Linked DNA regions of Homo sapiens: region 1 is linked to region 2. A link is an interaction called in ENCODE POLR2A ChIA-PET data of the cell type or tissue named here. Cell type or tissue: HepG2. All regions are shown on one strand. Each heading gives the region's core, and the rest is flanking DNA. Links, peaks and the distances in the headings are about the cores only.

Region 1 (7,277 bases), core at 863-5,862, 130 kb before region 2:
CCCAAAAAAAAAAAAAAAAAACAGCTCACTGCAGCCTTCAACTCCTGGGTTCAAGCAATACTCCCACCTCAGCCTCCGAAAGTGCTGGGACTACAGGAGCACACCATCACACCTGGCTAATTTTTGTATTCTTTGGTAGAGATGGAGTCTCACTATGTTGCCCAGGCTAGTCTTGAACTTCTGGACTGAAGCAATTCTTCTGCCTCAGCCTCCCAAAGTGTTGAGATTACAGGCGTGAGCCACCAAGCCTGGCCAAAAGTTATTCTGCTTTTTGATTCTCAAATTGACATATCATTGGTCAATGTGAGACGCTTCAAGTTGGACCTTATGTCCTTTTAACATGATCTTGATAGCTTTGATAGCTTCATGGTATAACAAAATGTTTTGGGCCCATGTGGAACATTTCCTTCCCTAAGCTTGCAAGGAGTTCAGTGGGAAATCATCTTCAGAGACCATAATCAGGGTGATTGGGGTGCTTATCACCACTGAGTTGATGACTGTTTCCAAGCTTGTTCAGTGGTCTACAAACGACTGTTTAGGTTCAGGTCCATTAATGTGTAATGGAGGGAAAGTCTGAGCAATAAGATTTAGTTTAAATAAAAGAGGTAGAAATTAGGGATCTGGAGCTGGGCAAGGTGGTTTATGCCTGTAATCCCAGCACTTTGTGGGGCTGAGGAGGGAGGATTGCTTGAGCCTACGAATTCGAGACCAGTCTGGGCAACATAGTGAGGCCCTGTCTCTCTTATATAAAAATAAAAAATAAAATAAAATAAGGAAATTAGGGATATGGCTATAAAAGGCAAAAATTTAAAGATTATGTTATCTTTCTTTCTTTTTTTTTTTTTGAGATGGACTCTCACTGTCACCAGGCTGGAGTGCAGTGGTGTGATCTCTGCTCACTGCAACCTCCGCCTCCTGGGTTCAAGCGATTCTCTTGCTTCAGCCTCCCGAGTAGCTGGGACTATAGATGCCCGTCACCACACCTAGCTAATTTTTGTATTTTCAGTAGAGACGAGTTTCACCATGTTGGCCAGGATGGTCTCCCTCTCTTGACCTTGTGATCTGCCTGCCTCGGCCTCCCAAAGTGCTGGGATTACAGGCGTGAGCCACCGCGCCTGGCCCTTCAATTTCTATTATAAAAAAGCTTGAAAATTATTCTATTACTGGTTTAGTTTAATTTTATTACTTTCTAAAAGGTTGATAAACAATATTGTCTATTACTATACAGCAAAAAAAATGAATGTATAAAATCTTGTGGCCGGGTGCAGTGGCTCATGCCTGTAGTCCCAGCACTTTGGGGGGCCAAGATGAGCAGATAACCTGAGGTCAGGAGTTTGAGTCCAGCCTGAACAACATAATAAGATTCCATCTCTAAACAACAACAACAAAAATCCTTTAGGTCTGAGATAAAACATCAGTCTCATATACTCTTTGGAACAGACGGGATTAATTTTAAGAATGATAACCAATACCTTAGAATATTACTATTAAAAACACAATAATTCTTAATATGCTAAGTTCCAACTATAGTTCAGCAACTGAAATATTTTTAAAATTCCAAGGGGAGGGTGGGAGGAGGGAGAGGATCAGAAAAGATAACTATTGGGTACCAGACTTAATATCTGGGTGATGAGCCAGGCGTGGTGGCTCACGCCTGTAATCCCAGCATTTTGGGAGGCTGAGGCAGGCGGATCACCTGAGGTCAGGAGTTCGAGACCAGCCTGGTGAAACCCTGTCTCTACTAAAAATACAAAAAAAATTAGCCAGGCATGGTGGCGCACACCTGTAATCCCAGCTACCTGGTTGGCTAAGGCAGGAGAATTGCTTGAACCCAGGAAGCATAGGTTGCAGTAAGCCAAGATCGCACCACTGCACTCCAGCCTGTGTGACAGAGTGAGACTCCATCTCAAAAAAAAAAACCAAAACCAAAACAAACAAAAAAACCTGGGTGATTAAATAATATGTACAATAAACCTCTGTAACATGTGTTTCCTATGTAACAAACCTTCACATGTACTCCCAAACTTTAAAGTTTAAAAAAAAAAACTGGCCTGGCGCGGTGGCTCATGCCTGTAATCCCAGCACTTTGGGAGGCCGAGATGGGCGGATCACGAGGTCAGGAGATCAGACCATCCTGGACAACATGGTGAAACCCTGCCTCTACTAAAAATACAAAAAATTAGCTGGGTGTGGTGGCGCACGCCTGTAGTCCCAGCTACTTGGGAGGCTGAGGCAGCAGAATCGCTTGAACCTGGCAGGTGGAGGTTGCAGTGAGCTGAGATTGAGCCACTGCACTCCAGCCTGGTGATAGAGTGAGACCCTGTCTCAAAAAAAATAAAAAAACCAAACCAAAACAAAAAAAATCCAAAACATGATAAAATGAAGATGTATCTCATTACCGATTTTCACTTGCCTTCTTTAGCATTTATCCATCTGCAAAATATGTATATATATAATGTATATATATATATAGTGTATATATATACACACACACACATACATATATATATATACATTTTTTTTTTTTTGAGACAGCGTCTTGCTGTGTCGCCCAGGCTGGAGTGCAGTGGTGCAATCTCAGCTCACCATTCTGCCTCACGGGTTCAAGTAATTCTCCTGCCTCAGCCTACCGAGTAGCTGGGATTACAGGCATGTGCCACCACGCTTGGCTAATTTTGTATTTTTAGTAGAGATGGGGTTTCTCCATGTTGGTAAGGCTGGTCTCGAACTCCCGACCTCAGGTGATCCACCTACCTTGGCCTCCCAAAGTGCTGGGATTACAGGCATGAGCCACCGCACCCGCCTGCAAAATATTTTTTACCCAGATGTAGTCATAGTGTGCAAGTTGTATCATTTTTCCCCTTAACAATATGTCCATAACATTTCTCCATATGCTGTAGGGTATTTGTAATTTCAAATTATTTAATGATTTTTTTTTTTTAAGGAGACAGAGTTTTGCTATGTTGCCCAGGTTGGAGTGCAGTGGCTAGTCATTGGTGTGATCCTACTACTAATCCACCAAAAAAAATTTAGAACTAATAAATTCAGCCAAGTTGCAGGCTACAAAAGCAATACTCAAAAATCGCCTGCATTTCTACATACTAACAATGAACACTCTGAAAAGGAAATTAAGAAAGTGACCAGGTGATGTGGCTCAATGCCTGTAATCCCACACTTTGGGAGGTGGACGTGGGCGGATTACTTGAGGCCAGGAGTTCAAGACCTTGGTGTTCAAGCCCATAGTGAAACCCTGTCTCCACTAAAATTACAAAAATTAGCCGGGGTGGTGGTGCGCACCTGTAGTCCCAGGTACTCAGGAGGCTGAGGCATGAGAATTGATTGAACCTGGGAGGTAGAGGTTGCAGTGAGCTGAGATAGTGTCATAGCACTCCAGCCTGGGTGACAGAGCGAGACTCTGTCTCAAAAACAAAAAACAAGCAATTCCATTTATAATATCATCAAAAAGAATAAAATAGGCTGGGTGTGGTGGTTCATGCCTATAATCCCAGCACTTTGAGAGGCCAAGGCGGTGGGATCACTTGAGCCCAGGAGTTTGAGACCAGTCTAGGCAACATAGTGAGACCCTAGCTCTATTTTCAAATATGAAAAAAAGAAAAATTTTTTGAGATAAAGTCTGGCTCTATCGCCCAGGCTGGAATACAGTGGCGCAATCTTGACTCACTGCAACCTCTACCTCCTGGACTCAAGCCATCCCCTCCCACCTCAGCCTCCTGAGTAGCTGGGACTATAGGCACCACCACAATGTCTGGTTAATTTTTTTTTTTTTTTTTGTAGAGACAAGGTTTCACCATGTTGTCCAGGCCTGGTGCAGTAGTTTGCACTTCCCTTGAGGCTAGGAGTTGGAGACCAGCCTGGCCAACATAGTGAGACTCCTGTCTATTAAAAGAAAAAAAAAGGCTGGGTGGCACATGCCAGTAGTCCCAGCTACTCAGGACGCTGAGGTAGGAGGATTGCTTAAGACCAGGAGTTCAAGGTTGCAATGCACTGTGGTCACATCTGTGAATAGCCACTGCACTCCAGCCTGGGTGACAGAGCAAGACCCCATCTCTAAAATAAGTAAATAAATAAATATATTTCCTTAATGTAGTAGCCAAAAAAGAAAATCATTTTAATTTGCATTTTTTGATTACTAGTGAGATGGAAGATTTTCAAATGTCAAACATTTGTATTTCCTTTGTGTGTGTGAACCATCAGTTCATACTTTATACCTATGCATGTGTGGCAGGCATTAATTTTCCCTATTGATTTGTATGAGCCCTTCATATATTATGGTATTTCTCCTTTAACTATCAGTATTTGTTCCAAATTCTCCAATTGGTGTTTCTTTTTTAATTCTGTGTCCATTCAACAAATATTTATTCAATGTTTACTATGCTCTCGGTTGTATGGTAGGAATTCTATGTTATTCTTTACACATAGAATTACACACTTTTTAGTTCTTCCATTGTTTAGTTTAGAAAAACTGCACTTAGGGGCCGGGCACAGTGGCTCACGCCTGTAATCCCAGCACTTTGGGAGGCCAAGGCAGGCGGATCACCTGAGATCAAGAGTTCGAGACCAGCGTGGCCAACACGGTGAAACCCCATCTCTACTAAAAATACAAAAATTAGCCAGGTGTGGTGGTATGCACCTGTAATCCCGGCTACTAGGGAGGCTGAGGCAGGAAATCGTTTGAATCCAGGAGGCGGAGGTTGCAGTGAGCCAAGATTGCACCACTGCACTCCAGCCTGGGCAACAGAGCAAGACTCAAAAAAAAAAAAAACAGCCTGGCGCAGTGGCTCATGCCTGCAATCCAAGCACTTTGTGGGGCCGAGGCGGGTGGATCACCTGAGGTCAGGAGTTTGAGACCAGCCTCAACATGGAGAAACCCTGTCCCTACTAAAAAATACAAAATTAGCCGGGCGTGGTGGTACATGCCTGTAATCCCAGCTACTGGGGAGGCTGAGGCAGGAGAATTGCTTGAACCTGGGAGGCGGAGGTTGTGGTGAGCTGAGATCACACCATTGCACTCCAGCCTGGGCAACAAGAGCAAAACTCCGACTCAAAAACAAAAACAAAAACAAACAACAAAAAAGGGAGAAAAAACTGCTCTTAAAGATCAGAACAAAAAAGCATATAATATCCCATATCAGTGTCTGTGGGTAAGAGCTAGCCTATTCTAGCTCTCAAAAACTTGCAATCAAATGTTGGGCAGGGATGCAGTCATCTGAATGCTTGATTAGGGCTGCAGGATCAATCAAGTTAGTTCACTCACATGGCTGGCAAGTTGGTGCTGGCTGTTGGTGGAGGCTTTTTCTCCTCTCCACATAGGCCTCTTCATAGAGCTGTTCGAGCACAGTGGTGTGGAGACTGCCTTCCTCCAGGGCAAGCAATCAAAGAGAATGAGAGGGAAAGCTGCAATCAGTGTCTTTGTGACCTAACCTCAGAAGTCACACACATTCAATTGTATTCTATTGGTAAAACATAGTAGTCCTGATTCAAAGGGTTGATGCAGACCACCAGCGGTGACAATCACTGGGGGTCCTCTTAGAGGCTGGCTACCAAGGATCCCAACATCTTTTTTGTTTGTTTGTTTCTGAGACAAGGTATTGCTATGTTGCCCAGGTTGGAGTGCAGTGGCTATTCAAAGCCTCTAACTCCTGGGTTCAGGCAATTCTCCTGTCTCTGCCTCCTGAGTAGCTGGGACTACAGGCATACAGCACCTCGCCAGGCTAATCCTAACATCTTGGTTTTCCTGTAATTTACTTTATAAAGCAAGTACTGGGTGTGCACAGTGACCCATGCCTGTAACCCCAACACTTTGGGAGGCTGAAACAGGAGGATCACTTCAGACCAGGAGTTCAAGACCAGTCTCAACAATATAGCAAGATCCTATAACAAATTAAAAAAAAAAGTAGCTCACTGTGGTGGCATGTGTCTGTAGTCTTAGTTATTCAGGAGGCTAAAATGGGAGGATCACTTCAGCCCAGGAGTTTGAGGCTGTAGTGAGCTATGATTGCACCACTGCATTCCAGCCTGTGCAACAGAGCAAGACCCTATCTCAAAAAAAAAAAAAAAAAGGCCAGGCGCGGTGGCTCACGCCTGTAATCCCAGCACTTTGGGAGGCCGAGACGGGCGGATCACGAGGTCAGGAGCTTGAGACCATCCTGGCTAACATGGTGAAACCCCGTCTCTACTAAAAATACAAAAAATTAGCCAGGCGTGGTGGCGGCGGGTGCCTGTAGTCCCAGCTACTCGGGAGGCTGAGGTAGGAGAATGGCGTGAACCCAGGAGGCGGAGCTTGCAGTGAGCCGAGATCGAGCCACTGCACTCCAGCCTGGGCAACAGAGCAAGACTCCATCTCAAAAACAAACAAAAACAACAACAACAAAAACAACAACAACAAAACCAAGTACTGAGAATTTTGCAACAACCAGTACAATTCTAGTTTTGTACCATACTGTTCTCTTAAACACAGCTGTGTTCTCAAACACATACGTGCCCATGGGTGCACTCAAGCATAACAGATTTTGTTTGGAGTTGCACAAATTAAAGACCCTTTGGTACAGTGTCAGCTCATTAGGGCACCAGATTCCATCTCAAACTCTGAATTTGAGTAAGCAGAGTTCAAGGTTGCAGATTAAGGGCCAAAATCTTTATTCTTTGTATCTACTTTGCAATTAGTTAACTGGGAAACACTTCAAGTTTTACCAGAAACCTTTAATTTTCTAGAAACCTTTACCTGTGTTCAATATCCACTTTAATTAAAAAGCTCTTGTAAATGATACTTATTTGGGGAAGGTGATTCAGCTTGTCGAGGGGTAATTAACCAAATTGCTGAGGTGGAAGTCTGGGTAAGTGAAAAGGTCATCAAATCTGAGTAAGAAAGCTTGCAGCTTTCACCTCTCCGTCAAGACTGGCAGAGAGGCACTTTCGTAAAATCTTTGTTTGGGATTCACTTTTACTTCGCCACTTGTCCCATTTTAATTAAAGCTTGCCAACTGAAGGACCTAAGAAAACAATATAGTTCTGCATTTTGCCAAATTGGGAAATTTCCAGGGCCCCCAAAATTTAGCGGGGAGACTCAGAGACTAGAATGGGAGAATAGGAAGCACCAACTTGCTCTAAAAGGAAGATTGGGTAAAAGCAGCACTCTTATTCCAGCTCTACAACCAAAGCAACTAAGACTTGGGCTGGCTGGCTGCCTAGCCACAGCATTCCCTCCTACTTCCCCATTATCTCCTGACCAGCAAGTCATCTTTGGTCACATATCTTTA
Region 2 (5,000 bases), core at 1-5,000:
TTGCTTTGCTTTTTTTCTGGGTAAAATTTTTATTTTACTGAGGATAATTTTACCCTGTGAAAGGATTTGAGTTCTTCTAATAAAAGTACCATATAAATTCTAAATACCAATTATGATAATTACATAATGAACCTAATAACAGATAGAACCTATATTATTAACTGCTTCTGCATCAGTTTTGGCTTTAATATAATTATGTAAGTCTTCATTTTGAGGTTTTATTATATGTATATGAATTCTGCATTGCTCTGATTTTAGTAACTTTAAATATTAGGAGATTATACACAGGACTGAATTAAATTTTATTCTCTGCAAATCCTGACTCTATAAAACTTTTCCCTCATTTTCTAGAATCTAGCCAAAATAACCAAGGAAACCCATTACTGTGATTGGTGACATCATATTCATGGTTGTAGTGGTTCATATATCTTGCTTGTCCTGTTATTTTAATCAAACTAATGGAAATTCATATGTACATTTTTCACATCCTCCAATTACTTATGTTAAGAGACCTCGGAACCATTGGAGAAAAGGGAGTTGCCTCTATATGTAATGCCAGACCTATGGCCCCTGAAGGGCTTTCACTTTGCTATAGACATAGTTTTCTAAACATCCATAATATTATGGATGGATATTGTTTGAAGTTTCTCCCCTAAGAGTGAGCTTCAGTGGTTTAGGTATGTTTTCTTTTTGCTTTTTGTTGTGGAAGATTTCAAGCATGTAATTAAAGATAACAGTACAATGAATCTCCGTGTGCCCATCATCTTGTTTCAACAGTTATCTACGTGGCCAGTCCTCCTTCCCAACTACCACCATGCTGATTATTTATAATTTCATCCATAAATACTTTATCATGTATCTCTAAAAGATAATTTTGTTTTTCTTTGAGACAGGGCCTTGCTCTGTGGCCCAGGCTGGAGTGCAGTGGCCCGATCTTGGCTCACTGCAACCTCCGCCTCCTGGGCTCAGGTGATCCTCCCACCTCAGCCTCCTGAATAGTTGGGACTACAGGCAAGCGCCACCATGCCCAGCTATTTTTTAAAATTTTTTTAGTAGAAATGGGGTTTCGCCATGTTGCCCAGGCTGGTAGCCCACAATAGTTGTGCTTCAACCAGTATCTATTGGTTGAAGAAACCAGTTTGTTTATTGGCTAGAAATTATCACAGTCTAGGCCAGGCACAGTGGCTCATGCCTGTAATCCCAGCACTTTCGGAGGCTGAGGCGGGTGGATCGCTTAAGGCCAGGAGTTCGAGACCAGCCTGGCCAACATGGAAAAACCCCGTCTCTACCAAAAATACAAAAATTAGCCAGGTATGGTGGTGTGCGCCTGTAATCCCAGCTGCTTGGGAGTTTGCGGCACGAGAATCACTTGAACCTGGTAGGTGGATGTTGCAGTGAGACGAGATGGTGCCACTGCACTCCAGCCAGGGTGACAGAGCAAGACTGTCTCAAAAAAAAGAAATTTTTCAGTCTAGATTTTGCTGGTTCAGTTCCTTGGAGTTTTTCAACTTATTCTTTATTTAATGTAAATTGGTAGTTAGATCTAAAGGTACAGGTCCAATCAGATTTAGGCTTGATTTTTTTTTTATAAGAATATTTGTTAAGTGGTTTTATACCCCTCCATATTCTTAACATAAATATATCTCCTGTTAAACTGGGATTTTTTTTTTAAATAAAAGGGTTCCTTGCAATAGGACTTAGAAAAATTTATATTTATTTAAGCATATAGAAAAATTTATATTTATTTAAGCATATATGGAGTAAATTGACTTTCACAGCCAGTTCTATGGCCTGAATTATTGGGAGTAAAAATGTGCATTCATAATGACAATGCAAAATCATATATTTGCTTGAAATCACAGAAGACCTTGAATTTTCTGAAAATTGTGTTGATACTCATAGTTAATGGTTAACTCTTATGAGTTAGTCACATGGTAAACAATGACAAAGCATTAAATGAGCTGCTCTTCTGATTGTAGCAAGTTTAATGGCAATTTCCATTTTACTTTATTTACTTAAGTGTACTTATGAGGCAGGGCGTGGTAACTTACTCCTATAATCCCAGCACTTTAGGAGGAGGAGCAGGGAGGATTGCCTGAGCCTGGGAGGTCAAGGTTGTAGTGAGCTGTTACGCAACTGCACTCCAGCCTGGGGAACAGAGCGAAACCCTGTATGAAAAAATAAAATAGGCCAGGTGTGGTGGCTTGTGCGTGTAATCCCAGAACTTTGGGAGGCCAAGGCAGGTGGATTACCTGAGGTCAGGAGTTCAAGACCATCCTAGCCAACATGGTGAAACCCCATCTCTACTAAAAATACAAAATTAGCCCAGTGTGGTGGTGCATGCCTGTAATCCCAGCTACTTGGGAGGCTGAGGCAGGAGAACTGCTTGAACCCAGGAGACGGAAGTCGCAGTGAGCCGAGATCATACCACTGCACTCCAGCCTGGGTGACAGAAAGAGGCTCTGTCTCAAAAAAAAATAAAATAAAATAAAATAAATGGGCTGGGCATGGTGGCTCACTCCTATAATCCCAGCACTTTGGGAAGCTGAGATGGGAGGATTGTTTGAGCCCAGGAATGTGAGACCAGCCTGGACAACCCAGTGAAACCCCAAAACCCCATCTCTGCCAAAAAAAGATACAAAAATTAGCCAGGCCTCATGGCTCCTGTGGTCCTAGCTACTTGGGAGGCTGAGATGGGAGGATCATTTGAGCCCAGGAGGCGGAGGCTGCAGTGAGCTGAGATTGCACCACTGCACTCCAGCCTGGGTGACAGAGTGAGACCCTGTCCCTATTTAAAAAATGAGATGTGCACTTATGGCCTTTGGTATATGATCCTTAACTTGTCTACAAAGGTAATTTGAGCACAACCTAGACCTTTAAATTACAATATTACCATGCCCTTTAACAAATGTAATTCTATACTATTAGGTTATCTCATATCACTGGCAAGCTATATGTACAATTCCTTTTCTTTTTTCTTTTTAGCCAGGACTAAAAGAAGTGGTAGAATCCTGTCGAGGAAAAAATCTTTTTTTTTCTACCAATATTGATGATGCCATCAAAGAAGCTGATCTTGTATTTATTTCTGTAAGTATTTTCCTTTGTTGTGTGAATTTTAATGTATTCTTGTCTATATAAAAGTTTCATCATACTTTAATAGTAAATCCATTGGTATTAAGCCTCAACATTGCTTAGTATAGAGTTGTCCGGTGAATTTTGGTTGTCACTTTGTCTGACAGTTCACAAAACCCCGTAATCATCTAGTCAAATATGTCATTACAAGTCATTGAACAAGTAAACTCAAAGTTCTAATTTGAGATTTAGAACTAGGAAATGGGCGGGTGCGGTGGCTCACGCCTGTAATCCCAGCATTGTGGGAGGCCAAGGTGGGCAGATCACAAGGTCAAGAGATTGAGACCATCCTGGCCAACATGGTGAAACCCCGTCTCTACTAAGAATACAAAAATTAGCTGGGCGTGGTGGTGTGCACCCGCAGTCCCAGCTACTCAAGAGGCTGAGGCAGGAGAATCGCTTGAACCAAGGAGGCAGAGGTTGCAGTGAGCCGAGATCGCGCCACTGCACTCCAGCCTGGTGATAGAGTGAGACTCTGTCTCAAAAAAAAAAAAAAAAAAAAAAAAGAACTAGGAAATGCTGGTAACATGAGAGCACATGTGATGATAGTATATTTCATATTTATTTCATTATTTCTTGTTTCCAGTGGTTGGCAGAGGTGAGATGAAGAAAATCAGTTTGCAAACTTACAGGCATCTCCTCTCTAAATGAATTTTACATTAATTGTTTGTAACTTGGCATATGTTGGTTAGATTATCAGGCTAACCAACAGACACCTTTACCTCATAATGTGGCTGAACTGTCCTACCTTTATAATGAAAAAAACAGAACCAACACTTGAGATTAAACTCTAGTAAACCACTATTTGAACCAAAGCAACTTACATCTTGCTGTCCTAGTAACCATCTACTCAAATATTCTGTATGTAATGATATAGCTATCACCAGTTGGAAGCTGAGTGAGGGTGTTATATGACTTAAGATCTTTACGAGCTGGGCATGATGGCTCATGCTTGTAATCCCAGCACTTTGGGAGGCCAAGGCAGGCGGATCGCTTGAGCATAGGAATTTGAGACCAGCGTGGGCAACATGGTGAAACCCTGTCTCTACTTAGCTGGCCGTGGTGCTGTATGTCTGTAGTCCTGACTACTTGGGAGACTGAGGTGGGAGGATTGATTGAACCCTGGAGGTTGAGGCTGCAATGAGCCATTATTGTACCTTGCACTCCAGCCTAGGTGACAGAAGGAGACCCTGTCTCAAAAAAAAAAAAAAAAAAAAATTCAGTCTCTTCTTTTTGACCTCCTTAATCACTTCAGAGAAATTGATGCAGCTTTTATGACTTACCTACCCATCCCCTATTTAAACTTGCAGAAAGTTAGAGTGGAGGCATAAAAAAATAAGAAAATATTTTGGAGTAGCTAGGTACCTGGAAAAAATCAATGAGTTACTTAGTCTAATTTTTAGGTGACCAGAGCCTAGAATGGTAATAGAATAATTTTCTGCAGAAAGGACATTTAAAAATAATCTGTTTTTGAATGCCAGACAGGAATTATTTTGTAGCAATCAGTTTTCAACTGTTGTTTTCAAAGCTCCTTTACCAGGGGAAGCTGTCTGATCATCTCCCATCTCTAGCCAGTTTCACCCTACATCATGAGCTGTCTTTGCCTTTCCGTACACCATTACATGTAACTCTTGCCCTAAGTTGTTCCATGCATGTAAACAACTTTTTCCTCCTGCTTTTCACACCTCAACTCAATCTTCAAGTTTTGATTTATTTTCACTTGATTCCTTTATTTAGTCTCCCATTGGGTTATAATCTCATCAAGAGAAGAGAGTTAGTACTACTTACTATTAGTTCAAAAATAATTCCTATTCCCTTTAAGTTTTAGACTTTTCAGAGCACTTTCATTTTTGTCAGAGCATTATAAC

The links. ChIA-PET counts read pairs that join two places held together with the same protein. Peaks named below come from ENCODE experiments on the same cell type or tissue, not always from the same donor. Only the 100,000 strongest peaks of a DNase experiment are listed, where the experiment ranks them.
Region 1: POLR2A ChIA-PET joins it to region 2 with 5 read pairs; 32 of 35 experiments call an interaction of 5 or more read pairs at or near these places.

The regions. Positions count from the first base shown.
Region 1 is chr4:39,639,791-39,647,067 of GRCh38, reverse strand. SMIM14-DT (SMIM14 divergent transcript) reads right to left here. Exons shown (of 6, transcript NR_183845.1): 2 at 5,276-5,374. Among named protein-coding and RNA genes, the nearest start is that of SMIM14-DT, 4.3 kb to the right of the region's middle. RefSeq lists an enhancer at 5,177-5,772. In HepG2, for the core only: no CTCF peak of the experiment used is centred there; DNase peaks (open chromatin) are centred at 3,757 and 3,967.
Region 2 is chr4:39,512,170-39,517,169 of GRCh38, reverse strand. UGDH (UDP-glucose 6-dehydrogenase) reads left to right here. Exons shown (of 12, transcript NM_003359.4): 3 at 2,986-3,087. Among named protein-coding and RNA genes, the nearest start is that of UGDH, 13 kb to the left of the region's middle. RefSeq lists cis regulatory regions at 1,901-1,914, 1,942-1,952 and enhancers at 1,836-1,980, 1,875-2,019, 1,867-2,161. In HepG2, for the core only: no CTCF peak of the experiment used is centred there; a DNase peak (open chromatin) is centred at 2,019.